2 separate regions of the Mus musculus genome follow, and region 2 is linked to region 1. A link is a loop called in an ENCODE intact Hi-C map of the cell type or tissue named here. Cell type or tissue: heart. All regions are shown on one strand. Each heading gives the region's core, and the rest is flanking DNA. Links, peaks and the distances in the headings are about the cores only. Region 1 holds the start of Gclm (glutamate-cysteine ligase, modifier subunit). Region 2 overlaps Abca4 (ATP-binding cassette, sub-family A (ABC1), member 4).

Region 1 (16,082 bases), core at 1-8,000:
CAAATCCCAGCAACCACATGGTGGCTCACAACCATCTGTAACAAGATCTGATGCCCTCTTCTGGAGTGTCTGAAGACAGCTACAGTGTATTTACATATAATAAATAAATAAATCTTTAAAAAATATTTGTTTGTTAAAAAAAAAAAAAAATGCAGGGCTGGAGAGATGGCTCAGTGGTTAAGAGCACTGACTGCTCTTCCAAAGGTCCTGTGTTTGATTCCCAGCAACCACATGGTGGCTCACAACCATCCGTAATGAGATCTGACGCCCTCTTCTGGTGTGCCTGAAAACAGCTACAGTGTACTTACATATAATAAATAAATAAATCTTAAAAAAAAAACAACCCAACTAACATAAAACTCAAAATTAAAAACTTAAGATATTAAAAAACAAACAAACAAACCAACCAAAAAACCCTCAGAGATCACTGCCTTGGTCAACTTCCATCAGAGTGGCTGCTTCCAATAGTGGACAGGATTAGCCTTGAGACTAAAGGGGCAATGTTCAGAGTGGAAGACTGCGGAGCACATGGCTCTAAATGGAATGTCTTTGTCAACCCCCTCCTCAGACCACAGGGATCCATGCAGAATAGGAGGTGGGACAAGGAGACAGTGTCGTCCAGACACAATTGGACTGAAGCACAGATGAATTCAGAGACTGTGGCACTGGGGCAGGGCCTGCACAGGTTCAGGTCAGGTTCCTAGCACTGAGAAAGGAAAGAAGTCTAGGTGTCCCACCCCAACCTTAGAGTTAATTTGCAATTAATGCCAACTGGTAAGGGGGTAAAATCAATTTTCTCCAGGAGTGTCACTGGGTATATCACGCATACTCCAGGGCAACACAAAACAAACTCCATGGCTTTTCTCGAGATTTTTTTTTTTTTTTTTGCTTTTTGCTTTGTCTAGCTATGTTTTGTCTTACTGGTCTTCTGTTTTTTCATTTTGAAGTTTTGTGACATTGTGGGGTTTTGTTTTTGTTTTTGAAAGAAAGAGAACATAAAATTCAATGGCGAGTGTCTGGGAGAAATCACAGAAGGGAAACTATAATCAAAACACATATACAAATATATAAAATACATACATAAAAATATATAAATGTATAAAAATGAAATAGAAGTAAATTTTAGGGGCTAGAAAGGTGGCTCAGTGGTTAAGAAGACTGCCTGCTCTCTTGGAGGTCTCCAGTTCAATTCCCACCGCCCCACAACAGTCTATAACTCCAATACCTAATATTCTCACAGACGTGCATGCAGACAAAACACCAATGCACGTAAAATAAAAGGAAATAAAAAATAAAATCAAAATAAATAAATTTAAAAAATCAAAAAATAAGAATCTATAAGAAAAAAATGATCAGGCCTTTGGGAAAAAGGTGGTTATTTTTGTTTTGTTTTCCAGTTTCCTTAATCTCTTCAAGTGAATTGAACTGTTTTAAATAGCACATCCCACTTTGATCTCTGGTTGTTAGAAAATTCTTTCTGCGGGCCGAGGATACGGCCCAGGGGATGAAGTGCTTGTCAGACAAGCGCGAGGACCTGAACTCAGATCCCAGCACCCAGAGAAAAGCCAGGCACAGTGGTAGGAGGCAGTAGGCAGTACTGGGCCTGAGGGAACAGACACACAGGCTAGTCTAGCCAATCCCTGAGCTCTGGGTTCAGTGAGGCACCCTATCTAAAGGAAAATATCAGACATCAACCTCTGGCCTCTGAGCTCACACACAGAAGAGAAGTCTCTAAGAGCAGACAGAACACACCCCTCCCTGTATCAGAGACCCTCCTCCTGAGTGCTGGGATCAAAGGCCTGGCCACCATACCCAGCTTAAAAAGTCAATTGTTTACAAAGTGCAACAGGATAGAAAAAACATCTCCCACATAGTATGCAAGGGTTAGTAATATCCTTTCTATGCAGCCTGTTTCTAATATGTTGAAACACACACACAAGAGAAACAGAAGCGTGTGAACTGAATGAAAAAATGCAATATTTTCCGTCAAAAAACATTGACCGCTTCTCTGATGATGATGGTTGAAAAATGCACTGAAATTCTCAAAGAATAAGAACATTAAAAACAAACAAACGTTGCAAGCTACTGCAGTGTGTTGTGGAGAGATAAGGTGCAAAGGGTACACTGAACCCAGTGCCGGGAGGAGCTACGGCTCTAAGCCAAGATGCAGAGACACCTTTGAGAGAAACAGGCCAAGTGGGCAGTTCAAACAGCGGCCCAACTCAGCTGGAAGCTGAGCACAGGCTGGGCTAGGGAGCTGGTTCCCCAATCTGACCAGTGAAGGCTCTCAACTTACAACGAAGGAGTCCAGGCGCTCTTGTAGAGCCTGCCTCACTAAAAGAGCAGAAGCCCGTCTGTCTCTGACCACTGAGACCGACCTTACAATATGACCTAACTTAGGAAATGTAGCCTTTAACCAGGATTTGTTTACCTTTCTGATGATCCAGTTGATAACAAGCATGTTGTGTGCAGAGTATTTTCATACCCCATCTTTTCCTTACCACAACTACTTGATGAGAGAATATTACTCAAGGTTAAAGTTATAGCCGGGAAAACAGTCTCAAAGTCAAATAGCTCCTAGGTGTAACTGTTTCTTTTTTAAAATGTTTCCATTTATCTTATTTATTTTTTGAGCCAGGACCTCATCACATGGTAGCCCAGGCTGGCCTCGAATTCTACATTCTATTGCCTTAGCCCACTGAGGCTGCGTATTAGAAGAGCCCACCACCATACCCAGCTTATTACTCCCCACACATAATTGCACATCTGTCTTGTTTTGTTGTTTTAAGTAGTATACATGTTCCATATTATCAATACGCCTCTGCAATGAGTTGCACGGTCCATGGAGAACCACTGGCTCAGGAATGGGCCATTAACACAAATATAACACATTTTAATTCTAGATTAATCTGTCACTTCCAACTACACATTAGGTTTTTTGGGGGCGTGGGGGTTGGGGCTGACACTGGGTAGCCCTAGCTGTCCTGGAGTTCAATATACAAACCAGGCTGACCTCGAACTCAGAGATCCTACTGCTATTGCCTCCCTAGGGGCCGGGATTAAAGGCGTGTACCACCTGCCCCTCTTTAATGGTTTTGAAGCAAATACAATGTTAACATCCAGTAAGTTATTTGTCCCAAATCCAAATTCAGTACAATAGAGAAAGCAATGTCAACAATATCAAAGTTAAACCTATTGTTAGTCCATCTACCAAACACTAAACCTTTATCTTTCCTTTACCTTGGCTAAGGGAGAGGGACGGAAGATGAAGACGCGGGGCTGCAGTGGCTCTGTCCAGCCAGACAGGGGACCCGGTGGCCCTCAAGAGTTGTGCGATCAACTCCGACCGGCGGAGGCGCCCCTCGCCCCGCAGTGGCACCTGCCAAGCCGGGATAGTACCCAGCTCACTTCGGTACCTCCGAAGCGGGTCGAGCTCCGGAGAGCCCTGCTTGTCCCCACTTCGAGGAGACCCTCGGCCCCCACCGTGCTCACCTCCTCGCTGTGCGTGGACGGGCACTTTTTTCGCAGGCGGCCCCAGTTGAGCAGGTTCCCGGTCTGCAGGTGCAGGGTGCTGGCCCGCGCCAGGAGCGCCCCGGCCGCGCGGCTGTCGGTGCCCATGGCAGCTGCCGCCGGAGGGGACCGGGTAGCGCCGGAGCCGCGGAGAGATGGCGAGCGGGCGGGCAGGCGGGCGGGCGAGTGGGCAGACGGCTGCCTCGCAGGGCGCGGCGGTGCCCCAGGCCCCAGAGGAGAGCGCGAGGCTGCCGACTCCGCGCGGCCACAGCCCGGTGTGCGCTCGGGCCCGAGGAGGCCGGGCGGCGACGGAGAGGCGGTCCCGGAGGGAGGGAAGGAAGGGAGGGAGGCGCCGGCGCGGACGGTCGCTGCGGCTTCTGCGGCCGCCACCGCCGCCGCCGCTGAAACGAGGGAGCTGTTTCCTGGAAGACAATGACTAAGCAGAAACCTCACCCGAGAAAGTGCTTCGTAACCGTTACTCGTCCCGCGGCGGGCCAGGGGCGGGGCGCAGGCCCGCGGGTGACTGGCCCTCGGCCTGCGGCGGGCGTGGCGCCGGGCGGCCGGGAGCGGGCGGCGCCGCGGGGGAGAACAGCGCGCGGACGTGCGCCCCCTGCCGGCCAGAGCGCGGCGCGCGGCCTACGCCGCCAGCGCCTCGTGAGAGTTGACGGTGCGCCCGGGAGCGCCGCTCAGCCAATGGCCGCCCGCGCTGCGGCCCTGGACACGCCCTCTTCGAGAGGACCGCCGGAGGTCCATCCTCCCAGGCCTTGAGAGCGTGCCTGCTTCTGTGTCTAAGGAGCTGATGCGATGGCGCGAGTGTCTCATTGCCCGCGCCCCGCTCTGTTTTTTAAATTTATTTTTATTTTTTCCTTTTGCTTTGCTTTGCCCAAGAGTCTTTCCCCCAAACTGATCATTCTTCTTCCAGCGTGTTGATTTACCTATTTGCTGGTGCTGTATGAAACCAGAGAGTACAACTTTAATTTTCCCCTTTCAGAAGCCTAATCCTTCGAGAGAAAGGCCTCAGCCCATGAAACATTAAACAATAAAAATACCACGGGGCAGTTAGTTTCCAGGTCAGTTAAGCATAAGGAACAGATGGTAACAGAGAACGTTTTATGATTCACACTTTTACAAGTTGTTCGTGATTCTTCCCCATTCCCACTGGAGATGGCTGGGTATAATAGCAAACTGACCGTTTATTAAAGTTTTACCCAGGAAACAAACTTTTTAACAAACCAGTCAGGTATGTTAGAGCCAGGTGAGATTTTCATTATAAGGCGGCAAAATCTTTTCAAAAGAAACATGAATCTGAGTTGGTAAACTACTAAGAAATAGGAAAGGCTGGAAGATCGTTCCAGAAAAAGTGAGGCTGGTGTTGGGTACATCTTTGTGCACATCCAATGAGCAAGAATCCATGGAGAAGAGGTTTCCCAGGAGCAGCCCCTCACATGGCCTTACTTAAATATAAACAATTGATTCTTCTGATGAATTTTTTATGGTCATTGTTAGACTTTTGATTATATTCTCTTAAAAGTCCATGTAAATATTTGGTTAAAACTTAGTGGTCGCCGGGTGGTGGTGGCACACGCCTTTAATCCCAGCACTTGGGAGGCAGAGGCAGGTGAATCTGTGAATTCATGGCCAGCCTGGTCTACATAGAGAGTCCCAGGACAGCCAGAGCTAGGTAGAGAGACTCTGTCTCAAAACAAACATACAAAAATATTGTTTATTTGTGTGTATGTGTGTTTTCTTCCATGAGTTTATGGGCACCGTTCAGGGCCCCTGGAGGCCACAGGACATCAGATCTGCCGTTGGGTAGGTAGTTGTGATGAGTTACTAAGAGAAGGTATGGTGAGTCCTTAGTTCAGTACTTGGCTTATAATAAATGTTCAGTAAGTGAGAACTACTATTTATGGTGCTGGGGTCGAAGGCTTACACATGCGTTCTGACAGTGGGCATCCCTAGCCCTCAAAATTGTTGTTGTATTCTACTCTCTCCTGTTATAACCTGACTATCACAGGCTGGCACACTCAGGAGTGCACGGAGGACTTCACGTTGTTTCTGAGATGTACATTTGTAGACCCTTTGAGACCACACGTGGTAGCACGCGCCTACAATTCCTCCACTCGGCAGGCTGAGGCAGGATCCTCGGAGGGAGGATCAGGAACCCAGTGTTAGCCTGGGCTGTGGAATGCAAATACCTACTTTAAAACAACCAACGGACAGGTGGGCGGAGGAACCTAAGCGCTGTATTTTAAACTCTTTACTGGTTCATATTACAGGTGATTTAAATTCTTTAATGTGTCTGTGCATGATTTATATGCTTTCAGTGCCTTGCATATTTTACTTAATAATACTGTTGCTGTAACTCCATGGTTTCTTGGTGAAGAGAAAAGTAATCTACATTTCCTTTGGCTGCAGAAGAAAGGGATACAAGCCAGAAGAACTTGGCTGCAAAGTCATTGTGAGTCTGCTCTTTTGTCTCGGGGAGGGGGGGGGGGGAGGTGCCTTGCTTCCTCCTTGGGTACACTGTAAGCTTTGTTTTCAGGAGCCTTAACCCTCTCCTGGGAAGGACCAACAAACAGAACTAAGGGGTGGCGGGGATACATGGAAAAGTATACGCTCTGAGTCTATTCACACAAACTAATTAATAAACAAAATTAAACTACCCATTAGGAAAGTACAAACATGTAGTAAAACCACAAATGTGCAAAGAAATTATTACCAGGGTGTAAAACAGAAGAATGGGTGGTGGGGGCTCCAGAACAATTGAGACAACCTTTGCTTAGTAGTTATTTGTAACTCAGCCTTACACAATTAATGCACTTTGTCTAGTTGATCTATTGTAATAAAAGTTTTTTTTAAAGAGCTATTTTTTAAAACCTCTTGGTGGCAGTTGGGAGTGACGGGTTTGTAGATGAACTATGATAGTATAAATGTCACAGCACAGGACAGATAGGGCTGCGATTGGAGAAGCAGCCAGCAGCAATGCTATTTATCCCCAGTCTCCAGAACAGGACGCAGAGCATGCTGGGTAGAGGTGAGAGGCCAGAGTCAGAAAGACACTCAAGGCACAGCGACTGAAGTCAGCTGAAGGGATAGGAGCGGTCCCTAAGCTAGAATCTGCTCTAAGGAAAAACAACTCTAATTTGACAAAGTGTCCAGGGCACCCCACATGATTTGAAGTGAGGGGGCGGGGGAGAGAGGCTGGGAGAAATGAGTTACCTACGCTCTAACCATCCATGCAGAGAATGTATTTAGGGCATGAGGAAGGATGGGAAAAGTAGATTGTGAATGCTGTGTATGTTACTCCATGTGAGGACACACCAAGGCTTTCAATGTAAGGAGAAAGTGAGAAAAGTATTGAGGTGGATCTTCCATTTCAAAGTCTCTAGTAACGAATATACACAGCATTTGTAATATAAAAAATACCCATTTAAGCCATAATTAAATACTGCCTAAGAATAGAGAAGCACGTATTCACATGGTCAAAGAAATTTACAACAGTAGTTAGATAGTGGTTAGGACAAGGGATTATAGGTTTCTTTCAATTTTACTTATGTTTGAAATTAAAAATGTAATTTTAGTCTGAAAGCACAATGTAGGAATTAATTATAAAATCTTAGGTGTTTAGTTTCTTTGCATGCACTTTTTCTCAATTCTTTTACAAAGAGAACAATTTTATTTAATTTATATTTTGCCGATAAATTGATTGTGTAAGTTTTCCTTTGCAGATATTTTACCATCTGGAGACCTTCATTGAACTCAATTTAGTGGATATAGAGTTGAACTTTCTTTTCTAACAGTTCCAGAGTGACATGAATATCTGTTGATCCAACAGATACACTTTAATTTCTGGTTAAACTTTACCATAACATTACATATTAATTAAAAATAACAAATTGGTACAACTGGCCATCTGGGAGTTCAAAAACCATACTTGAAAACCTACACTGATCTGGTCAGAGAAATTAAAGCAGAGGATATCTTCCCCCTTGTTCTACAAGATCATAGAACTCCCAGATAACTGTGCAACATCTTTCAAGATGTCCTGTAACTGTGGGAATTTGTCTGTTCTCTTGTTAGGGAGGCTTTGTCTGTACCACTGAGTGGGCTCTACCCAGCATCCAGTCTGCCAGGACATTGGTCAACACAGAGGAAAAATTGCAACGGCCAAGCAAGGCCTTTGGCTTCTCCTCACATACATAGACTAAAGGGAAAAAGAAAAGCTAGATGAGCCAGGAGCTTCTCCCAAGTCACACCTGATAACCAGGTCTTCAACTGCCCTTGGGAGGAAACAAAAAGATTCATTTTAACCACCTAGATGGTCTTAAACATCCAGCAGGAAAACGTATAACGAGAACTAAAATAATCAGCATTCGTTAACAGCTTAATGAACTACAGTCGTCAGACATTGTACATAGCCATAGGATAGATTATTTTGGACAAAATTCTCACCAATGGTTCTCTTCCTGAAAAATATATACACTGCCCAGGTACAGGACAAGACCTTCACTCACTTTACTGCTGTGATGTCTCTCTCTGCAGGGGAAGTGAAAACAGTTCCATATTCTTAAATATTGAGGCCAAATCTTTAAAATTTGTGTTTACCAAGCACAGCACAGTTTCTTTAGACGTGTACTTCTGACAGCTTCTGTGTGTCTTCCTGCACCCGAACCTTTCATGCTTGCTGGTAAAAGGAGACTGCCAAAGCCTATGCTGTCAAACTCAGGTTTGAAAAATTATTCAGGACACCCAAATGGTGTCCCCGGACATTGTGACACAATCCTATTAGAAATACATTTCTCTTTTAGGTTCCTGATTCGCTGCTGCTGCCTGGTTGTGATGTTAACAGCTAGTATCTGGGTTTCTCTTGGGTTTGACCCATCCTGGCCACCTCCGCCGGTGCATCACACCTGGTCCATGGGCTCAGGCATCTATTGCTGGAAATGCACTGACCATGGGACAGTTACCTTATCTGACTTCTTGTACATTTCCAAGCATCTACTCCCTGTGGTGCAGGAGTCTGATGTGACAAACATGTGTCACATGGCACAGTGACTTACACTTTGATCCGACTAACGTGAGTTACATCCATCAAGATTTAAATAAAAAAAATGTATCCTTCTAGAGGGTTCTGGTATGAAGGTTCTGGTACAGTGTCCAGGCAGCCACACAACGAAGTTTCACAATACTAAATAGTACTTGTGTTAGCATCATGCGGAAAAGTCTTCCTCCCTGACTCTCTCTTCCTCACGAGGACACAGTAATAGAAACTCAGTGACTGACTTCTGAACGTAAATTGGCTGGTGAAAGGCTCCTTCAACTCCTGAGCCAGACAAGTGACAACAATGGTGACAGCAAAATCAGCCGTCTTGTTGAAACCTAGCAAAGCCTGCTAAGGATCTTTAGATGGCATTCTCACCTGCTCTCTTTCTCTAATAAGGGCAAAGCTGCCCCAACGATTTTTCTACATTCTCAGTAGAATTACAGTACTACTAACAGTCTTGCTTGTTGTATTCAATTGCATGGCATGCTCCTAAAATACCTGCTTACCACCAGAACGGCTGTTCTGTTCTAAATCTTTGCCATCGCCTAAGCATTATCTTGGCCTCTTAGATTCACCCCTCTCTGAGGCGAACCGACTGCTGCCCCTTCTGCATCAGCCCTATCGTTAGCTCAGAACAGTGGAGTGGCCTGCACCCCCAAATCCCCACGGTACTGTACATCCCAGCTGCAGTTTCCCCTCCCTCCTCCCCTTCCATCCCCCCCACCCAACTTCCAGTCCTTCTTCCTTTCTCTTCAGAAAAGTTGAAGCCTCTCCTGGTTGGCAACCAGCCTTGGCATATCAAGTTGCAGTAAGACTAGGTGCATCTTCTCCTATTGAGGCTAAGCTAGTCAGCCCACTAGGGGAAAGGGGTCCCAAAGGCAGGCAACAGAGTCAGAGACGGTCCAAGCTACACAACTGTTACATCTGTGCAGAGGGCATGGGTCAGAGCTCTCCCCCTGAGTCAACCTACCATATAGGTTCATAGGAACGTCCTAAAAGCAACAAGAAAGTACACATTTACTGGGATTTCAAAGAAACTGGTGAATAACTGACTTGAATAATGTTAATAATTATTTGACAGAAAGCTTCAATTCCAGCCCTTTTACCCATTAATTCATTCATTTATTCACTTTACATCCCGATTGCAGACTCTTTCCTCCTGGCACGCCCCTCACATGACCCTTCCCCAATGCCCCATTCCCTTCATTCTGAGAAGGGGGAGGTCTGCCCTGGTTACCAACTCACCCTGACATCTCAAGCCACTGCAGGACTAGGCACATGAAGTCCCAGTGAGGCCAGACAAGACGGCCCACTTAGGGGAACAGGATCCACAGGCAGGCAACAGAGTCCAGGTAAGCCCCGCTCCATTTGTTAGGGGACCTGTTTGAAGACTAAGCTGCACATCTGCTACATATGTGCATGGGGCCTAGGTCCAGACCATGTATGCTCTTCAGTTGATGGTTCAGTCTCTGGGAGCCCCCAAGGGTTGACTCTGTTGGTCTTCTTGTGGAGTTCTTATCTATTCCAGGTACCTCAATCCTTCCCCCAGCTCTTCCACAAGGCTCAGATCCATCTAATGTTTGCCTGTGAGTCTCTGTATCTTTTCTCATCAGCTACTGGGTAGAGCCTCTCAGAGGACAGTTATGTTAAGCTCCTGTCTGCAAGCATAACAGAGCACCATTAATTAATTAATAGGGATTGATTCTTGCCCATGGGCTCTCAATTTGGGCTAGCCATTGGTAGGCCTTCCCTCAGTCTCTGCTCCATCTTTGTCCCTGCACTTCTTATAGGCAAGACATATTTCGGGTCAAAAGTTTTGTGGATGGGTTTCATCCTTATCCCTAGACTGTGAGTTCAGCCTGGCTACAGGAGATGGCCATTTCCCACTGCTAGGAGTCTCAGTTGGAGTCACCATCATAGACTCTCTGGAGCCTCCCCAACCCCAGGTCTCTGGTTCATAATAACCTTGCCCTCTTCACCAATTTCCATTCACTTGCCCTGCCCTCTCTCCACAGCTCTCTCCCTACACCTGATTCCCCTCCTCCTCATCCCCTCCACCCACCTCCAATGACTGTTTTATTTCCCCTTCTGAGTGAGGTTCAAGCTTCCTCCCTTGGTCCTTCCTACTTATTTAGCTTCTTTGAGTCAGTGGATTGTAGCATGAGTATCCTGTACTTTATGGTTAATATCTACTTATATGTGAGTACATACCATGCATGTCCCTCTGGGTCTGGGTTACCTCACTCAGGATAATATTTTTCTAGTTCCATCCATTTGCCTTGAAATTTCATGATGTTCTTGTTTTTAGTAGCTGTGTCATTTTCCAATATGTAAATGAACCATGATTTTAAAAATTTATTTTTTGGTTGAAGGACATCTGGATTGTAAATAAAACTGCTCTAAACAAAGTTGAGCAAGTGTCCTTGGGTATGGTGGAGCATCTCTTGGGTATATGCCCAGGAGTGGTATAGCTTGAGGTCTTGAGGTAGGGCTATTCCCAATTTTCTGAGAAACTGCAAAATTGATTTCCAGAGTTGTTTTACAAGTTTGCACTCCCACCAGCAATGCAGGAGTTTTCCCCTTGCTCCACATCCTTGCCAGCATGTGGTATCTATTGAGTTTATCTTAGCCATTCTGAAGGGTATAAGTAGACTCTTAGAGTCATTTTGATTAGTAATTCTCTGATGACTAAGGATACTGAACATTTCTTTAAGTGCTTTCGGTGATTAGAGATTCCTCCATTGAGAATTCTCTGTTTAGCTCTGTATACTATGTCTAAATGGGTTATTTGGTTTATTGGTGTCTAATTTCTTGAGTTCTTTATATTGTTGATCTTAATGCCTGAGCTGTTGGTGTCCTGTTCGGGAAGTTGTCTCCTGTGCCAGTGTGTTCAAGGATATTCCCCTACTTTCTCTTCTATTTGATTTAGTGTAAGTGGTTTCACATTGAGGTCTTTGATCCACTTGGACTTGAGTTTTGTGTAAGTTGATGAATATAGATCTATTTGCACTGTTCTATGAAGTGAAAGTTTCTGGTTGTGTCATGTGATGCTTATTCATGTGGTGTTTTGATGAGGCAAGACCTGTGGGAGGACATATGATATTAAAAGAGAGTATAAGTAGGACTCAATAGACAGTGATAGGTTGCTTACATAACTAGCTGTGCAACTGTTCATGAGGACATGGGTCTCCTCAGTGCTGATGGTCGCTATAAGCACAAGGCTTGGCATCTTCGTTGATCTTCATTTTGTTGAGAAAGGCACAGAAGAGAACTCCTGATGTTCCAACTGGTCCTGTTCACTCTGTTGACTCGTGCCAATTTGGCAGAAGCTTAGCAGTTTCTGCTGGATTGTGCCATCATTGCTGATTTGTGTTTGGTGACACTTTTAAACTGGACTGTTGGTATCCTGGCATTACTGAACTGTGCTGCTGGTATCCTGACAAACAGATTAAAATCACCCCAAAGAACTACTAAACCATATCCCCTTGTCCTATTTACCATCTTTTCTCCCCTACCTTTAGACTGTGAGCTAGAAGGGGCAGGGTGTCAAAGTGTTTGAGAACCCTTATTAAAGTAAGTTTTGAAAAATCTAAGCCTATAGGTAGCACGCATCATGGCTTCACCATAATTGGTAATACTGCTTTGAATGTGGTAGAGGAAAGATCAGGTTATGAGGGGTTAGCAAATTGTGTACTGTGTTCTCTAAAAGTACAGATGAGAAAAAAAATGGTTTGTTTGTATATTAACATATTGACTTTGCAGTACGTGGAAGACATTCAAACAGCATATAAATATTTGTCTAAATCTTTGGGAGAAATCTGTCCCATAAATACAGTGCAAGTTTGTGCAAGTCATCTACATAAAAGTGGTGACTAAATGCATTACAAATAGAAGGCAGTTTATAAGATGGTGATGATGGGCTGATATCAGAACCCATAAGGCATACTTTGCCATCTGTTACCTCTCCAACACCATTCTGCAATGAGGAGCATCTATGTTCACCTCCATCTGATGCTCTTCACTCTTCACTCCACAGCTCACTGCTTCACTCCCAGATCCCTCATATCTCGGATCACAAATGACCCTACACTGTAATATTACTGGGTCCAGCATGGCTGCAGAAGGGACAGTGTGACATGGTTCCTGCACCTGTGGCAGAGCCAGCAGGACCTGGGTCTCCTCAGTGCTGATGGTCGCTATAAGCACAAGGCTTGTTTGCATAATAATAATCATATTTTACTTCATGTTCCTCCTTTGGGGGATGTTCTCCCTATCAAGGATAGCAACTCCTTGATCATCAGAGACAGCACGATTCTGGAAAGTGATTACGTGTCTCATGTTCTGCAGCAGTAGTGTCTGTGACCTTCAGGACAGCCCTTAAGGCTACGAGAAAGATCTCTGAAAATATGAGTTCAAGAATATACAAATTAGCATAAGATTATACTGTTCTATAGGATTCCTCAACTATGCAAAATATAAGGATCCAATATGAATTGTATGAGGGGCTTCACGGACCTGAAAGGATAGAGGCAGCTGCACTAATGAGTCAGTTTAGTCAGAAAGATAGTAAGGAAGGAGACAGGATTTGGTCAATAGAGGTAAAAACCTGGTATCAGGAACAAAAGATGAAGGCTTAATGATGCCCCTGCTTTCTGGGCTCACTTAATACTTTCTAATAATAAGCCTTGGAGTTGTTGAGATAAAGAAGAAAAAAAGCAAAGATTAAAAGAATATGTTAAGGGAGCTAAAAATTATAAAAAGTAGCTTCAGTGCTGTTTGCATCAGCACAAACAAAAGCTAGCTAAATTGCAAAAAAAAAAAAATTAGAAAAAGTATTATACTTAAAGCTAATTTTCTCACATAAAAATAGCCTCTGTGTCTAGACTTGGCAACCACAAGTGCTATGCCTAGCAAACCGAATAGGATGTTAAAAAAAAAAACAAAACAAAATGCTGTCTGGTTCATTTGCCTCAAATGTGCTCTGTATCTTTAAGGGTCATGGGTGAAGGTCATAAAATGCTGGTTCATGGAATGATCAGAAGGGAAGCTGGGGTAAATAATTAAACTGATGCACAATTTCTGAGGAAGTAGTTTATGCAAATAAAAGTCTGGGCTTTGGTCTGCCTGGGAGGTCACAGTGCTGTCACCTTGCATCCATCACTGACTGAGTCCTTCTTCCACTGCTCCCAAACACCCTTCCTCAGGACCCTCTAGCAAGATGAGGCTGACACATGCATGATGATATCACAACTATGGAAATTAGTGGTCTGTTTCATTCATAATAATGGCAAATGCATGGCTTCCAGCCAGGACTGGTGGCATGTGCCTATAATGGCAGCCCAGGGATGTGGAGGCAGGAGGATCACAAGTTCAAGGGCAGACTGGCCTACATTACAAGACCATTTCAGAAGATATAGAAAGCTATCCATCCCTTTATATGTGTGCTTTCCTATAAATATAAGTGACACTTGTCAGACTGGATTGAATATAGAAGCTGAAAGCGTAACAAAAAATTATAGTGGGGTGGAAGCCACTACCTTCAGCATATATTGAGACTTTTTCATTTTTTTCCTATTGAGTATAGATGAATTAAGTACATTCTAGTAATGATGAATGTAAGAGTCTTTCTAAACTCATTCCCTCTTCATCTGCTATCCCAGGTGATCAGATGCAAAGCTGCTGTGCTCTGGAAGCCTGGAGCCCCACTGCCATTGAGGAGATGGAAGTGGCCTCACCAAAGCGAAGGAGGTTCGAATAAAGGTAAAAACAAATTCAACATTTCTACTTCAAAACAAAAGCCATTCACTGTATATCCTTTCCAGAATTCCCTATTCAAAATTAAAACTACATATTCTTTTGCCTAGAAAATGTTCAGGAGGATGAATCCATTTTTACACTGCTAAGTAGAACAAGAAAACTTAGTTCGATGTTTTGTTTTGTTTTTAAATTTGGTTACATGCTTGAAATTACTAGGGAGCTTGGGAAATGCTAACTACATCTCATCTCAAATTATGAGTTGATTGGCAAGGCGTGGCACCTATTCCCAGATGATTCTAACTGGCTCCCAGCAAGCTAGAATGCAGTTCATCTGATTTGTGGCTCAAGGTCATTAGATTATTTTCATTATAGTGGTAGGGAGTGTGTATTGTTTACTGGTGGACTACAGAGAGATAGCTATTTCTAAGTTCCCTTACCTATACAATCCATACCCTCTTTTCCTGAACCTTCTGTGGTATCTATTCTCTACTGGGTGAGGAGTATGGCATTTAGCAATCCCCACAGACTACACCCCAACAATGTCACAATTCTTACAAGCAGTTTTAGACTCAAAGACACCCAGCCATTATCTGACAAGCTACAGCCTGACTCTCTCACCTGTGCATTTGATCCAAAATACAGAGCCGGGTAAATTATGGTAAGCAGTGGAGAAGCTGCGTGGGGGTGGTGCTGGTGGCCATCATTAGTCAGGTGATTATGATAGATGAAGGTAGAAAACCTGCCTTCTGTAGATAACAGGACAAAGTCAGCTGGGGTCACTGAATCAGCGAGAAGAATAAACACAGACCAGACTTGTTGGTGCATTTCTAAGGTTTCAATGGCCGTTTGATCATCATGTCACAAGCACAACAGAGTTAGGACTTTCAATGAAGTGGAACTATTAACAAAACTCTAAGTGTCTTTGATAAATAAACTAAAATTTTAGCTAAAATAGGGAGTTAAGGAAGAACACTGTGTTCCCTTACACAAATAACTATTATGGTTGCCGATGGTGAGAGCTGAGTAGGGGTGAGTGTGCTGGGAACCTTCAGAGAGCAGCAGGTCTGAAGCCTTCACAACAGGCTAACCTCTGTCATCTGTGCTCTCCACACAGACTGTGGCCACAGGAATCTGTGGTACCGATATAAAAAGTGTGGACACAGAATACTTTTCTCAGTTTTGCCCCATCATTGTGGGCCATGAAGGTGTTGGGATAGTCGAGAGTGTGGGAGAAGACGTAAGCACGGTAAGAACGGGAAAGAAGCCTTCTTCTCTCTGCCTCTCCCATGGTTCCTTCTCATTTCCTGGCTCTTAGGGTTACTTCAGGTTTTAGACTCACATTCATGGATTCAGAACTGGGGTCCATAGACAGAAGAGAACACCTGGCGTTTGTCTTTCTCAGTTCCATTCAACGCTGAGTATATTTTCTAGCTCCATCCATTTATCTGTAAGTTTCACAAATTCATGTTCTTTGCAGCTGGAAATGATACCGTTGTGTGAATGAATTGTGTTTCGTTATACTTTAGTTGGCTGAAGACCGTTGAGGCAGCTTCTATCCTGTCTCTATTTTCAATAAACCCAATGAATATGGTAGGCAAGTACATGTGGAGTCAAATATTGAGTCCTTTGAGCTTATGCTAAAGAACAGTTTAGCTGGATAATACAGTAGATAAACCTTGGGCTTTTTGAGAATTCCCCATGCTGATTTCCAAGATGGCCTCGAATGCAGAGTGGATTCCAGTCTGCCTTGCCACCAGCAGGAACTGGG
Region 2 (16,082 bases), core at 3,387-11,386, 76 kb after region 1:
CTGGCCATCTGGCTGCTGGCATCAACCCCACTACTTTCTCCAGCATTCTTTCCACCTGGGAAACTGGGCAATGACTGTCTCCCAGTGTGGGCACTGTGCCCAGGGCAGTACAGGAAGTCCACCCCAGGCTTTATCTTGGGCCACAACCTGTACCTTCTATCCCTTTCTATCACTTCTTCCTTTCCCATCTTGATACTTCCGTGAAGAACAAAGAATCCACCTTCCAGTCATTGGCTTTAAGCAGACACGTCCACCACTGAAGCACAGTATCCCAGCCCGGACCCTTTAAGCTCCAAAGTGTGACCAAGAAGTGTTGTCAATATCTCAACAGCCAAGATGTCTCACTATTCTTTCTTTCCCTGCTTATTCCTAAAACTTGAGGTTTGGAGATTTTTGGGGTTTATGCTGTTAGGAGAAAAATGTGTGGAACAGTTTCTTCCAAAAAATGATGTGAGGTGGTATCCCTGGATAAAGGCATATGCCTTCAAGCCTGACAACTTGAGTTGGACACACATGCATAGATAAATGCTTTTAAATGTGATTCACCCACACCATCCAAATGGCTTTCGGATGACGGTGGGGAGCCACTCAGCTACTGGGTCAAGTGTTCAACTGAGATGAGCTCCTACTAGAGAACCCCTGGGCCCAGGCAAGGAGGATTGTGGGTATGAGCTGGGTGGGCTCTCTGCAGAGCCTCACCTGAGCCCAGGAGCACCTCAGGCCCAATTAGTCAGTGAGGCCCCTGAGCTAAAGCCCTACCTAAGCCGTGGTTAGGAGAGAGCAGTAGGATACCTTGGCTTGCCAGCTGGCTCCAGCAGCCCGGGGGTGCAGAGGGAGGTCATAGGTCTCAGTCTGCTGTTTAGCGAAGTTTACAAACACCTGCAGGCAAGAGAAAAGTAAGCAGCCGTCTCCAGAAAGATGAGACCCCCCCCCCCCCACAACACCTATGTGTTTTGCTCTGCATTCCCCATAGTTGACAGCCAGCCAGGCTGCTGTGGCTTGTCGCCTTCTATGGCCTGTCGCAGGTCTCCACAGTTGTGCCCTGGACACGGCTTGCTTCTTAGACGCCTGAGCCTAAGAGCTTGCAGGAGGCTTCAAAGGGCAATGGACTGGAGAAATTGGGATAACTAAGGAAGCTGCCAGGGTCCAGGCTCTCTAAAAACAACCGAGTAAAGGCAACTGCTCTCTGCTGTGTTCTTTGTTCTACAAGCAGTGTGGCCAGAACTCCTGCAGGAGTCCTGTGTGACTGTCACTTCTCTAAGGGTGGCGAGAGCTTCTCTAGAGGTCAACACTCGCTTAGTTCCTTTGTTTTACCAAACAGTCTTTAAGGATGTTGACCAAAAACAAAACAAAACATCAACAACAACAAAAGAAATTTAAAAAGGGCCAATCCCCCAACAACCCAGGAAAAACTCAAATGCTCGCTGATGAATGAATAGATAAGTAAAATGTGGATCGAAGTGGCTATTCCTCAGTCACGATACAGTGTGGACATGAAGCCTTGGGTCCTTACATCAGACCCAAAATGACAATTACTATTCACTTACATGAAGAGCCTAGAGTAGTCAGGTTCATAGACAACAGAAGGATCTGATCAAGGAAGACACCAATAGATGTGCTAATGTGAATCATGGGGGAGCTCTGGTGGCCCCAACCCTACACAAAGAACTATACTAGGAATGCCGAGGGAGTTGGACAAAAACATACACATGTAAGTACCACTACAAGGTTGTATTTATATGTTTAGGAATGTGTGTGTGTGTGTGTGTGTGTGTGTCTATATATCCATAGATAGATAGATAGATAGATAGATAGATAGATAGATAGATAGATAGATAGATAGGATTGATAGATGGATAGACAGACAGACAGACAGATAGATGATAGACAATTTTATAGAAAGAAAGTAGATGAAGCCAGACATGTTAGCACATGTCATCCCAGCACTAGGGAAGCTGAAGCAGGCTTACGTATGGTCCTGGATTACACATAACAACATCTTCAAAAATAAAGTGAAATGGTAATTTCCAGAGACTGTCAGGAAAAAAAAAAAAAGAGTGGGGATGTGGTGTTTGGAAGACAGCATTTTAGTGACACAAGATGAAAAGAGTAAAGATGAGCTATGGAGACAGCTCAGCCATTAAAATTTTAGTGACACAAGATGAGAAGAGTAAAGATGAGCTATGGAGACAGCTCAGCCATTAAAATATTTCAAATGCTTGTCATGCTAGTATGGAGACCAGAGATCAGACACTCAGGACCCACATAAATGCCTGGTAAGTGCGACAAGCTATAACTATAGCCTTGGAAGGTGGAGACAGGAGATCTCTGGAGCAAGCTGGCTCACAAGACTATCCATATTGTTAGAAAGCTCTGAGTTTGATTGAGAGACCCTACCTCAAGGAATAGGAGGAAGAGCAATCGAGGAAGATCTCTGATGTCAACCTTAGGCCTCCATATGCATATGCACAAATGCACACACGTTCATATGTACCTGCACACATGCAAACATGCACACGCAAACACACATGAACGCACACAAACATCACATCCATACCAATAAATACCTACATAAAAAGCAAATGTTTGTCAAAATTCACTGAGCCGTACAGTTAAATACGTCTATTTGTTCTTTTCAAATCACACATGACAAAGTTGACTTGGAAAGAAAAAGAAATCAGCTACCACCATAAAACAGCAAGCATGAAATATAAGAAGAAAAAGAAGCAAAAATAGTCAAGTTTGTGGATGACTAAAATGGTGTTGGAAACGCATTTCTGAAATGTCAGCCTTTAATCTAAGGGAGAGCGACTAACACTGCATTAAAGCGAGGGCATCCTGCCTGCCTTCCACGTTACCCACTACTCTTGTCAGGTGTTAGCACAGTGGGCACAGTACCCACTTAGTACCCTGGGTGGACTTGCCTGGTCCAGCGTGGTCTGGGTGACTGAGTACTCCTCGATGAGCAGGCTGTCCTTGTGGGAAATGAGCAGCTGGAAGATCCTGGCCAGGGAGGACGAGGGGACCTGGAACTGGAGCATGCTGTGGTGTCTCTCCCTCTGCACGCTGCCAGGGAAGTTGCCCTGGAAGAACTGCTCCACAGGATTCAAATCGGGAAGCAAGTCGTCCTTTGGAGATTTGATTTTCATTGTGACAATGTAGCCGTCTCCAAACCTAGCAAGTGCACAGTGTGTTCAGTTCTGTAAGAGCTAAGGCAATCCCCAGACAAAGAGTGCACTCATTAGGCATAATAGGGATTAAAAGCCCATAGCATTGGCCTGCTCCGCATGTTTAAAAACAGGAGCGGAAAAAAATGTTTGGCATCAGTTTCTGGAGATCTAAATGTCTGTGTGGTGAAGTTGGATGAACGTACTTGCTGAAGTCCGAGGTGGTTGTAGCCCCCTGTGGAGATTCTAGGCCCATCCGTAAAGACTTGTGACTAGAGCACTCAGCTCTATGAGGAGAAGACTGAATGGCTTCTATATGATTTGCTAGGGAAGAACAAAGGCTTGGGAAGGCACTATTCCCTGAGGAAAGTTCATGAAGGGTGTGGAGCTGTGCTATGGTCTGGATATGATATATTGCCTGAAGACTCATGTATTAAAGGCTTGGTCCTTCCTGCAGCCCTGATCAGAGGTTGGAACTTAGGGGTGATATGATCACGAGGGGATCTCACATTATTAGTGGATGAATCCTTTAGAGGTAGGACCCAGCTGAAGCAAGCAGATCATAGGAACACGTTTTTGAAAGATGTCTGTGTGTGTACGTGCATACATGCATGTGCATTTGCCTGTGGATGCGTATGCATGCGTGTGTGTGTGTGTGTGTGTGTGTGTGTGTGTGTGTGTTTCTCCCTCTCTCCTAGAATCTACTAAGGTAAGTAGGCTTTTCTACCACACATTACCACCACCATGATGCTCTACCCCAGGCCCAAATCAATTGAGCCAGGAGCCTTTCCTCCTCTTCCTCTCCCCCCCTCCCCCTCCCCCTCCTCTTCCTCCTCTTCTTTTCTCTCCTTCTCCTCCTCCTTCTTTTTTAATATTTATTTATTATGTATACAGTGGCCTGCCTGTATATATGCCTGCAGGCCATGAGAGGGCACCAGATCTCATTATAGATGGTTATGAGCCACCGTGAGTAGTGGCTATTCCTGTTGTCAACTTGACTATATCTGGAATGAACTATAATCCAGAATTGGAAGGCTCACCAGTGACTCTAATCTGGAGGCTGGGAGATAGAAGTTTCTGACCTGGTGTCACACACATTTAATCTGGACTACACCTTCGGCTGGAGACGATATAAGGACATTGGAAGAAGGGAATCTCTCTCGCTCCTTTGCCTGCTTGCTGTGTGGGACTGAGCAACTGCTAGATCCTTGGGCTTCCAGTCACAGCTACTACTGACCATTATTGGGAGTTGGACTGCACACTGTAAGTCATCAATAAACTCCTTTACTAAATAGAGACTATCCATAAGTTCTGTTACTCTAGAGAACCCTGACTAATACAGTGTGGTAGCCAGAAATTGAACTCAGGACCTCTGGAAGAGTGCTCTTAACCTCTGTGCCATCTCTCCAGCCCCTGCCTTTCCTTCTTGATGTCAGGTTTTTCCTCTGGTATTTTGTTACAGTGATATAAAGCAGACTAACAATGATGCCCCTTGCTATGTAGATCAAGAATGGTCCATCAAAGAGTGTGAATCATGGGCTGGGGACTGTGATAACCTACATTGGGGTATATCATACTCATTAAAGTTTACTGGAGAACTTCTTCTATGAACTGGGGCTGTTTCTACAGTAAGAAGATAGTAGCCATCCAGTTTTTGGAAATCAGCCATCCATTCACATGGGAGTACCCTCCCCCTTACCCTCCCCCTTACCCTCCCCCTTACCCTCCCCCTTACCCTCCCCCTTACCCTCCCCCTTACCTGGCTACCACTGGGATATTGAGGAATGAGAGGGAATGTGGAAGGATGTACTCTAGCAGTTAGGCATGGGGAGTTGCTGACACGGGCCTGGTGATCTCACATGCTGATACTTTTATAGCTATCTGTGTAGTCTCCACATGGTAGTTATTTAAGAAATAAATCAGGATCAAAAACCCTTTTGCCAAATTCACCATATATCTTAGATCTTCCCACCCATGTGAAGGATGGTAGTTTCCCGTGAAACACACTTCATGAACTCCCTAAGGTTTGATGTCAGCACAGATAAGTGACATTCTCTGTTATCCTAGCCAGCTAGCTTGATAGCTTATATCATTGGCTCCTCATAAGCATGCTAAATATATTCTAGTATGCCTGGGAAAGAGTGACAACTAGAAATCCACTGACATATTAGGATGCGAGGAAAGACGATGTTACAATAATCTCATTTCAATGAATTGCTAGTTTTATCTCACAAGTTATAAATAATAAGGAATTATCTCTAACCACCTATAAGTCTGTGGTCACAAGGTAATATTCCTCAAGATTGTTAGTTTGCCATATGACATATGGTCATTTATTTTTCAAACCTAACCATACATAATATTCTAGAAAGAAAAACTGTTTCTCAAGCTGTTTGGTCTCTTACTCATTCCTACATTGGTTGTAAACCCTCACAAAATGTGCCACAAGTCCTGGATCTCTAAGGAAATGTGGGCTGATACTGGGTCAGTGACAATGGCCCTCCCCCATGCCAGCCAGGTTCTGTAAATGTCCCAGTCAGAACTCTCCTATCCAGAGACTCCTGTGAGCTTCCAGCCACAAGCAATTAGCCCAGTGTAGAACATCTCATTGGCTTTCTCCATCTGCCTCTAAAGAGTCTGGCCCAGCCATCACTAGCCAATGCCTGTGGAATGGTTAGGCAAGCGTCCCAACTGTCCATGATGACGTCAAGGCCTGGATGAACCCACAGAATGTACTTAAACGCAGGCCCCTCCACCTGCTCACTTGTACTTGAGGTGTTGGATGGTACCCAGACACTGAAAGGTGCCCTTCACCATGATGGCCAGCCGCGTACACAGAGCTTCACATTCTTCCATGCTGTCAAGCAGGAGAGAGGAAGTGAGACAGATGGGAGGGGGTGCTCCTCCCTCCCTCTCTCCACCTCCCTGGGGATCTCTTGCCTGTGGGAGGTGAGAACCACAGCTCTCCCTTCTCTGATGATGCTCACAATGGTGTTCCACAGCATGCGGCGTGCCTGGGGATCCATCCCTGTCGTGGGCTCATCCTGCAGAGTAGGAGAGAAAAGAGGGAGATGTGGACGCGGAGTTGGTCTTTCTCCATCACTACATCCTTCCTGGGCTAACAGACAAGTGCACAGCCACTTCCCAGCAAGCAAGACAGAACCATGTCTTGTAGGACACATAGGTAGAAGGGGAATTGGAGACTACAGACACATGGTACATACCTATAGGACCATGCCAGCTGTGAGTGAATTAAGGTTAGGATAATAGAAATACAGAAATAGGATAATAATAATAATATGAACAATAACAATAAATTAATAAAGACAATAGTAGAATTATCCTTAGGAAGGGTCAGGGGAGGGGGATAGCCCAAGTAACTTTACAGTCCTCTCTATGTCCCATGTCATTTAAAACCCAGACTGCATGGTCTCAGGGACTCTACTGTGGTCCAATTCACGAGAGGGTCCCCGGAGCCTCTGATTGAAGTAGATGCTCCGGTCCACACAGATTTCCTCATCCTAATTTCTAACCAGATCGCAACATTCCCTGGAGCTGACAGGGCTTTCCAGTCTGAGTTTCTGGACCTTCTAGAGACTTTCCAGGCATTGAAGGTCAGACTGTGCTGTGACCAAACACTTGGCTAATTTGCCTTAAAGGGGCAATCTATTGCCGTTCTAAAGCTGCAAGCCCTGAATTAATTTTCTCAACTCAGGACGTCCGTGACATTTCCACTCTGCAGAGTACGATGCCCTCACCAGCAGCAGCAGGGGAGGGCAGCCAGTGAGAGCTATGGCTGTAGAGAGTTTCCTCTTATTGCCTCCACTGTAGGTGCCTGCCAGGCGGTCAGCGTAGAGAGACAAGCCCAGGCTCTGGATACCCCAGTTGGCAACCTAGGAAAGAGAAGAAATTTCAGCTGGTGGATGATGAACAACTGAAGGTCCCAGGAACAGGCATGGACCAAGGCTGAGTTCTCAGAGGTCATCCTGCCAGGCTCAGCTCTGTTGTGACAGCGCCATCTGCTGGCCGGTATCTACCAGTACATACTTTAAGATTACACTTGACCTTTGGTTTCACCAGTGCGACTTCCTGAGCTCTACAGCCCTCTTGGAAAGAGCGTTCAGCCTTCCAAAGACTATACATCTTTCCAAGAGTTCCAGGGTCTCTGAGAAGACAGTGCATCTCAAACCCATTGACTCTACCCCCAAAGAAGGGACACATCTGCAACCTTCTTGTACATCTAATGAATATTTATAGAGCATTTAGCACGAGCCAGGCAGGCACTGTAGTAGGCACTGTGGAGGGGTGAACAGTGGGGTATATTGCCATTGTTGTTATACTTCCTGGGTCAGAGGTGACTGTCTATTGATGTCTTTAATATGGTATTTAACCTAGGGATTCTATTGCTGTGATGAAACACTGTAACCAAAAGCATTTTGGGGAGGAAACGGTTTCATTCATTCTTCCATAGTGTTGTTCATCATTGAAAGCACTTAGGGTAGGAACAGTTCAAACAGGCTAGGAACCTGGAGGCAGGAGCTGATGCAGAGGCCATGGACGAGTGCTGCTTACTGGCTTGCTCTCCATGGCTTGTTAGAACCCAGGACAACCTGTCCAGGGATGGTATAGGACCAAAATCTGGATATTAGGTGTATCCATTGCTATTAGAGTATTTTTGTGCCTTGGTCCTCTCAGAGGACAGACAGATAGATAGACACAGACAGGGACAGACAGACATATACACACACATGCATATAATGAGTGTATGTATGAACACACCTACATTATGCACAAACACATGCACATGAACATTTCAAGACGACATAGTGACATCACCAATTCCCACCCACTCCTCTAAATTAGTTCTTTTTTTTTTTTTTTTTTTTTTTTTTTTCCATTTTTTATTAGGTATTTAGCTCATTTACATTTCCAATGCTATACCAAAAGTCCCCCTTACCCACCCACCCCCACTCCCCTACCCACCCACTCCCCCCCTTTGGCCCTGGCGTTCCCCTGTACCGGGGCACACAAAGTCTGCGTGTCCAATGGGCCTCTCTTTCCAGTGATGGCCGACTAGGCCATCTTTTGATACATATGCAGCTAGAGTCAAGAGCTCAGGGGTACTGGTTAGTTCATAATGTTGTTCCACCTATAGGGTTGAAGATCCCTTTAGCTCCTTGGGTACTTTCTCTAGCTCCTCCATTGGGAGCCCTGTGATCCATCCATTACTAAATTAGTTCTTTCTTGCTTTCCCTTTTCCTAAATGTATTCTACTTCCTCTATCAAAGAAGTGAACATCTCAAACATCAACACATTTGTTCATTTACTCAGTTATGTCACATACCTACAATTATTCAGAATTATTCTGTCCATACTAAAATAAAAGGCAAATACATAAAAAAAATAGCTCAGAAATTGAAGAGCTCTGTCCTACGCTACTTTGCCCACGACTAAGGATAAATACCCCACTATCTGCACAATTATTTAAAACAGAGTAACTTGTTTCCACTTATATTGAGTGGTAGACTTTCTTCCTGTTTCCACTTTTTCTCTCTCTTCTTATTCTTACTGATGCAGTCTTAGTTTTGAATCTGTAGCGCATGCGCACACCTGCATGAGTCAAAGCTAGACAAAAGGATAACCTGAGAGAACCATTACTCCCTCCATTCTGCCCTTCTCCCCAATTTCCTCTTATGATCAAAATCATTGTTGTCTGGTATGTTGGTGTACCCCTCTATCAATAAAGCTAAGCACCCACACAGCTGCTTCTTGTTTTTCTATTTCTTACCTAAAAGCAGCGTCCCACATGTTCACCTTCACACCTTGCCTGTTCTCATACAGCAACTTTAGAACTAACCCTGACAATATGTCATAACAGGCCACAGAGGCCATCCTTATTCTTTCCCTACAGCAGCATCAGAATGTCACATGTACCATCCAGCTGACCATGTCTAAATATTTAGGTGATATCAGGTACTTTGCAATCACAAGTGTAATGAATAACCATGCGCATAAGCATTTTATACTGTGGTATGTGAATCGTCAGGATAAGTCTCTAGAATGTTGATTTGTTGGGGGTTGGTCTTGTGCACCATGTATTCCTGATTTCTGTGCATGCATGAGATCTGGCACGGATGTGGGGGCATTGCTAGGAATATTGAAGAATTTCCTGTATCAATGTGGCATAAAGAATGTTCCTCAGTTATCTCTGATTGGTTAAGTAAAGGCTGAACAGCCAATGACTGGGCAGAGGAGATACAAAGGCTGGACTTCCAATCCCAGCCAGGGGACCCAGGGAGAAGAGTCAGGGAGAAGGAGTTCACCATGAAGTGGGCAAGGATCTAGAAGAAGAAGGGCCATGAGGCAGGTGGAGGGAGGAGGAGGAGGAAGAGTAAGAGGAAGAGGAGGATGAGGAGGGAGAAGAGGAGGGAGAGGAAGAGGAGAAGGAAGAGGAAGAGGAAGAGGAGGAAGAGGAAGAGGAGGAGGTGGAAGAGGAAGAGGAGAAGTGGAAGAGGAGGAGGTCACCAAGGGAGTTCACCAGGAGCACACACTAGAGCAGAGCAAGCCAATGCCACTAACTTGGGTGTGTGGCTGGGAAGTAGCTAGGTAGCATAGAGGGTTAGGAATATCTGCTCAGTTATTGTGCTTAAAGTTTGTTGAATAAATCTGTAAATCTCTATCTCAATTATTTGGGAGCTAGCTGGGTTAGGGAAAAAAAAACTGCCACTTTTAAATTTCCTGCTATACTGATTGAGGTTAAAGGACAAATGCATGTTTCACCAAACAGACTCCAGGGCAAGAATTTACTGTGCATGAGCTCATTTTGTTTGCTGCTATATCTAGCTTCTAGGTCAGGACTTGGCACACAGGAGATATGTTCACTTGCTGGAATGGGTGGACAGTGTGCCCAGTTTTCTGTCTCTACATGACTGTACTCCATAAGTGTAGGCCATAGCTTGCCCACCTCCCACATGGCCACAGTACACTGTTTCTCACCTTCTCGATTTCCTTCGATGGCACGCCCCGCAGCCTGGCATAGAGGTAAAGGTGTTCTCTGCCTGTGAGCAGGTCATCGATTGCATCAAACTGAGGACAGTAGCCCATGTTTTGATGGACATCAGAAATACTAGTTAAAATGCTGCAAGAAGAAAGAGGAATTACTGAGTTTCCTTCATAGAGGGGGTAACCAAAGAGCAGGGGCCAGATTGGCCGTGGGGCAAGACCTTCTCCATTTTAGAAACACTCAGAATTTGGACATCAAAGTGGGGATCCCTTAGTTAGTAACGTGAACTTCCGGAGTGCTGGGCTTTAAATAGTTGGCTTCTTCTGAGTGTCACACAGCTAAGGTGACACTTGCCACGTGAGTGAGGAGTAGGTTGGATCTCCTGGCTTGAGGGCTTAGAAGCAAAGGTTTAGGAAGTGATCAATGGATCGTTCCTGGATCTTAATCCCTTCCAGACTTTGAGGGGTAGCTTGGAAAAGGTGATACCTCCCAGTGGAAGTCAACAACATCCTCTGTATTTATTCACAGACAGAGAGGGGTAATCAGATAACTACCCAGAGAAAGGAGTCTGGCAAGCGGCAGAATATGTTTCTGTCTTCTCCATCTGCTTAATCCCGTATCGATACTTTACTAGAAAATGTATTGACTGGAACAACAACAAAAACCTGTGCATAGAGCATGTTATCCAGTCACCTTTGTCTAACCACTTACAGATCAGAGCTTATTAATATAGGATAGCTATAACAGGACAGGACACAGCGAGTCCAGGCGCAGTTTCCCCCGCTGTGACAAAGGCCACTCCAGGTATAGGTAGGACAGTTGAAACTACTCAGGGAAGCAAGGAAGGAACCTTTCCAAATTATAGGAGTTATCTCACCTGTAAGCCCCAGTCTTTAAAACTTTGCTTTCTCTCTAAATTACAGCTCAGTTTTACCTCAGGATAGCAGGCTGTGTCTCATCTGTACTAAAACTGGTGTCGCCTAATAGCTTCCTATATCTGCCACTGAGCTCTCTCACCATAAGTCCTGTTGTTATCACTGTATTTGCTTGGTAGCAGATAGCTGGGTGGCAGATAAAGTGTACTCGGCCATGACCTGGCTCTATCTTTGTCAACGTGTTTGCTTCAGACCCACCACATATGGCCATGGAGGGCTGGAATCTCAGATTCACCTATCATCCCAGAGGTATGCTCCAGCCTCCCCCTGCTTGTTGGGCTGTGTTGAGCAGAGCTCTTGGGTAAAGGCAGAGGGTCTTAATCAAGCAGATGTTGGGGAGCCATCAGCAATGTCTGTCTCCACTAATAATAAGCCAGAATGGAGCGCTGTGAGGACACTGTGCATGGGTGCTGCTATTCAGGAACAGCCAGTAAAGAGACAGACCATTCTCTTCCCTGCCCTGGGGAGACAAGGGACGGTACCAGGAAACTTGGTACAGTTGAGTGGTTTCAGAGACCCGGCACCCACCTGGAATAGTAGGCAGCTCCCTGCTCCCTACTAGATTCCTGGCCTGGAACACATGCCACACTTCTCACATAGGAAATGTGACCTGTGGTCATGTAGCCAGAAACAGAGTTCTGTAGGATAATGAGGCCCTGAAGGTTTAGCCAATAAGCTTCCCTTCCCAGACATTCCTTCCAGCAAGAAGTATTTAATACCTGGTCCACCCTGAGCTGTTGGTATGTATCCTTTCTCCACAGTGAGCAGAACTGCAGTGAGAAGCAGGGAGAATGCCTTTGATGGCTGAGTCACCTGCAGAAGGCCTCTCTGTGCTCCCAGACAACCATCCTAAAGACTTTTGCTGATGAACTAAGCCAGAGTTTCCACTCCCCTGGCCCCGGGCTTGTCATCATAGCGCTCATCCCATGCCCCCCGCCCCCCAGCTCATTCCCAATTCCACACAACCTAGCGGGAGCCTGGATGTCCAGGAGTTTGTAGCCTCTGGTCCCGGCCTTGTCATGGGTTGTCGACACAACACACAACACTTTGTTCCCTTCTTCTCTGTGTGGCACCCCAGCTGTGACTGGATGCCTAGAAACCTGGGAACCCCAGCTTTGGCCTCCCACATCCTTGGCTGTTTTCCCACACCCTGAGAGATGTCTTGGCACTTTGATAAAGCCCAGCACCCAACAGTGGAGGCACAGGGTAAATGCAGTCTAGCAGAGCTGCCCAGCACCCCAGCGGTAGGGTGGAGCACGGACCCACATGCCCTACCGCACAGAGTAGAGATCTGCTTAAGCTCACATTATTATAGAGGCCAATAGCCACTCTCCAGAAGCCAAAAACACAGGCCAACTTTCTCTTTGCCAGCTTTCCTTGGTCTGATGGGAAAAAGGATTGGCATGCAAATGGCTAATGATGATGGGGGTCTCCTGAAGTCCCTTAGATGAGGACCTCCATTGAGAGAAACTCAACCCAGAGAAAGGATGTATCAACCTAGGAGCTCTTAGCCTGGGATCCAGAGGCTGCAGTGGGATCACAGATGCACCCCTGGGCTCAGTACATCCCTCAAAGCTTTGTAAGCTGTCAGGAGGGAGTGAAAGGGAGGGTGTGGAATATCCTTATAGAGGGAGAAGGTACAGTGTCCAGCAGTTGCTCAAAGGAGCCTATAGCCCAAAGAGATGAAGAACCACTGACTTAGTGTTTTCTAGAACTTTCTAGGAATTCATGCTAAGAGCACACTCCCAACCATTACATTTTAGTCTGGCTTTTCCAGTGTATCTATGTCTTGTGTGTTGTTGAATCACATTCTATGGGAGGCCCCCTTCTCTGCATAGATCTTTCTAGGTCTCGGAGTTATACTGGCATATGACACTGGATGGCTTTCCACATGCTAGGACAAGGACATGGCCTATGGGGGACACCGTACAACAGGAAGGGCAGAGCACTCACCTCTTGCCTGCCACAGTAGCATCCCCCGATGTCACTGTGGTGTCCCCAGTGAGCATCTTGAATGTGGTGGTTTTGCCTGCACCATTCACTCCCAGGAGGCCAAAGCACTAGGAGAAAACAGAGAACAGGTGTTGCCCTAGTGACCAAGGACATCTTCATTGCCAGACCCCAGGCCAGTGTGAGAGCTGGGATACTCATACCTGGGTGCCATTACTGAGATTATTGGTCATGTGTGGCTACCAACATGAAACACATCTAATCCTAACCAACATGGGCACTAAACGTGGAACACACTGGCTTTGAAGACTTACAACAAGGACAAAAAAGAAAAATGAAAAATATCTCAGTAATGTTTTTGCACTGGCTGGTTTTGTGTGTCAACTTGACACAGGCTAGAGTTATCACAGAGAAAGGAGCCTCCCTTAAGGAAATGCCTCCATGAGATCCAGCTATAAGGCATTTTCTCAATTAGTGATCAAGGGAGGCAGGGCCCACTGTGGTTGGTGCCATCCCTGGGCTGGTAGTCTTGGGTTCTATAAAAAAGCAAGCTGAGCAAGCCAGGGGAAGCAAGCCAGTAAGTGACATCCCTCCATGGCCTCTGCATCAGCTCCTGCTTCCTGATCTGCTTGAGTTCCAGTCCTGACTTCCTTGGTGATGAACAGCAGTATGGAAGTGTAAGCTGAATAAACCCTTTCCTCCCCAACTTGCTTCTTGGTCATGATGTTTTGTGCAGAAATAGAAACCCTGACTAAGAGAGCTGTACATTAACTACACATCAAAATTTTGTTTTAGATCTATTGTGTGAAATAAAAATAGTAAACTTAACCCCCCCACACACACACACCTTATCTACTAGAAAGTTTGACTTTCATTAGATTTCTACTGTCAAGCTCTGGTCAGAGGGAGAAGACTCATGGTGGAGGGCTGATTTTTCTCAAGAGCTATTTCATGTTAGTTAGTACGGTACCCACCTCTCCAGGTCGAACTCCAACACATAACCGATCTACTGCTGGACTGGAAGAGCCTGAGTAAACCTGTAAAATTCAAAGAGACTGGGTTCAAGACCAAGACAGGGGTAGAGCAGTGAGTGAATAGGGTAGGGCAGGGCAGAGGAGTGAGAGCAAAGGACAGCACAGAGTGACTTGGAAGAAAACCACAAACACCAGGAGGCTACACATTAACACAGCATTGGAAGAGGAGCCACGGCACAGAGAGGTGTGGAGGGTGAATCATGCCATGTGCAAACGGAACAGCAGAGAGCAGAGGCCAGGGCTCAGTTGGAGAACCTCTTCTGGAGACCCTGTGGTATCCACAATGAACAGCAGGGATAATGTCATGGGAAATAGGTGCTCCCAGGAGGCAAGTGACAATACAAAGACAGTATGGGGTTGTATGGGACAGCATGATGGTCCTGTGCCACCTGTGTGCTCGGCTTGTAATGCCAAGAAAATACCGCCCACACCTGCTCCTCACCTTGGTTAGTTCGTTTAGCTTTAAGATGTCGGTTTTATTTCCCCCACTCATAACTCTTTGTCTTTCTTCAGCCACATCGTCATCTTCATCAAAAACGGGCTCTCTAGCAGGCTCAGCGATCCTAGAGGAAGGGGCATGGGCAGGATTGTGCTGGGCGTGCAGTAACCGTCATGCCACCGTCCTTCTCGCCCAACTATCCTTCCCGTTCCCCCACATTTACTCCTCTGGACTTCTTTTCTCTAAGTCTAGTCTAAAAATGGTTCCTGTCAGGAGGGACACTAGGCAGGCAGGTCAAGTGCTTCTGTTGAAATCCTCTCTGTGCTGCCGTCCTGCCTCTTCATGCCTGACCTATGCTTGTCCCTGGATCTCTCTGAGCCTTGTTGTCTTCTTCAACCACATGAACGGGAGAGAAGGCTGTCTCAGGTTGTGTGAAGATGAACTCTGAGTCGTGCCTGAGGAAAGACTTGGGAGCCAGCTTTATATTATTAAAACCGTTGCTCTACGGCAAGTGAAATGTAGGTGAGTTATTAGCTACCAACCTTCCCTCTTTCTCCAGCCTTCCTTACCAATGCGATGACAAGATAGCTTTGGCATCTTATTAACACACGTTCCAAATCTTTCTTGGTCCAAGTCATAGGTTCCAAGTCTAACCTCTTCAAGCATCTCTGTCCTGCAGACAGATCCTCTATGCCTTTGCCATCTGTACTTTTTTTTTAAGTTACACTCACTCCTTTGCCAACCACTGGCACCTGACCCTGGTCCTTACACTATGCAGGCCATTCCCACCTGCTGGCCTCAGCATGTTCTCTTGCTCCTGCCCTGCCAAGAGAATCTTCCCCATCCTTCAAGGCACAGACCCTTCTCTGAAAATCTTTCTGACTACCTACATCTAGAATGTCCAGCCTTTTGGCACTGATACATGACATCATCATCTACAAGTGTGTTATGCTGTATCCTAGCTATCCTTGGATGCAAGAGGCCTACCGTAAGGTAGCCAGGCCCAGCCTAGGGCTCCAGTCTTTCCTTTCTTCCTTACTGACCTTGTCTGACATATTACTAAGTCTTGTCTAAAGCCCTTTCTACTCTATCATCTCCCAATGCCTCCATCTGTATCCAGGTCACTGTTGTCTCTTTGCACATCAGCATGGGCTCCTATCTCACCTCCCAGCATGGCAAGGTCATGTCACTGCCTTGGTTAAAATACCCCCAGGGATCTCATGTTGCTCTTGGGTCCCAAGTCATCAAGATGAGGAGTATTTCGTGACCCAACTCTGTGCCCCTCTGCACTCATCCCATACCACTTCATCTTCCTATTCCATGGCTCCCTAGAAGTCCTTCCATTCCGTATACCAGTCTTACTCGCTGGGGTTGCCATGTTTTTGTGCAGGCCATGCCTGGCACAGCCATGTCTAATGGGAACAGCAAAAGTCATAAAGCCAGCTCAGCTTCCTGACAAAGATCAGCAAAGCTGAGCTGATTAATGTGATCGCTGCCTTGCTGTATTCCACTTTAAACCATGATCTCCACGTGTTGCATGCTGGGGTGGAGGGC

Evidence for each region. A loop is a pair of places that touch in the nucleus more often than their neighbours do. Peaks named below come from ENCODE experiments on the same cell type or tissue, not always from the same donor. Only the 100,000 strongest peaks of a DNase experiment are listed, where the experiment ranks them.
Region 2: it touches region 1 in a loop (2.2-fold over the local background); 3 of 42 quality-filtered maps call a loop at or near these places.

The regions. Positions count from the first base shown.
Region 1 is chr3:122,233,522-122,249,603 of GRCm38, reverse strand. Gclm (glutamate-cysteine ligase, modifier subunit) reads right to left here and starts at 4,047. Exons shown (of 7, transcript NM_008129.4): 1 at 3,493-4,047. The coding sequence starts at 3,618. Gm46822 (a long non-coding RNA gene) reads left to right here and starts at 5,232. Exons shown (of 6, transcript XR_001783970.1): 1 at 5,232-5,733; 2 at 5,838-5,971; 3 at 14,218-14,317. In heart, for the core only: CTCF peaks have their summits at 3,332, 3,967 and 4,166 (motif pointing left); DNase peaks (open chromatin) are centred at 3,463 and 4,063; H3K4me3 peaks cover 3,137 bases; H3K27ac peaks cover 4,224 bases.
Region 2 is chr3:122,160,871-122,176,952 of GRCm38, reverse strand. Abca4 (ATP-binding cassette, sub-family A (ABC1), member 4) reads right to left here. Exons shown (of 50, transcript NM_007378.1): 41 at 14,532-14,652; 42 at 14,030-14,092; 43 at 13,059-13,165; 44 at 10,164-10,305; 45 at 6,926-7,060; 46 at 6,108-6,211; 47 at 5,932-6,024; 48 at 2,925-3,174; 49 at 793-879. Among named protein-coding and RNA genes, the nearest start is that of Gm40138, 42 kb to the right of the region's middle. In heart, for the core only: CTCF peaks have their summits at 4,100 (motif pointing right) and 7,187 (motif pointing left); no DNase peak of the experiment used is centred there; H3K27ac peaks cover 569 bases.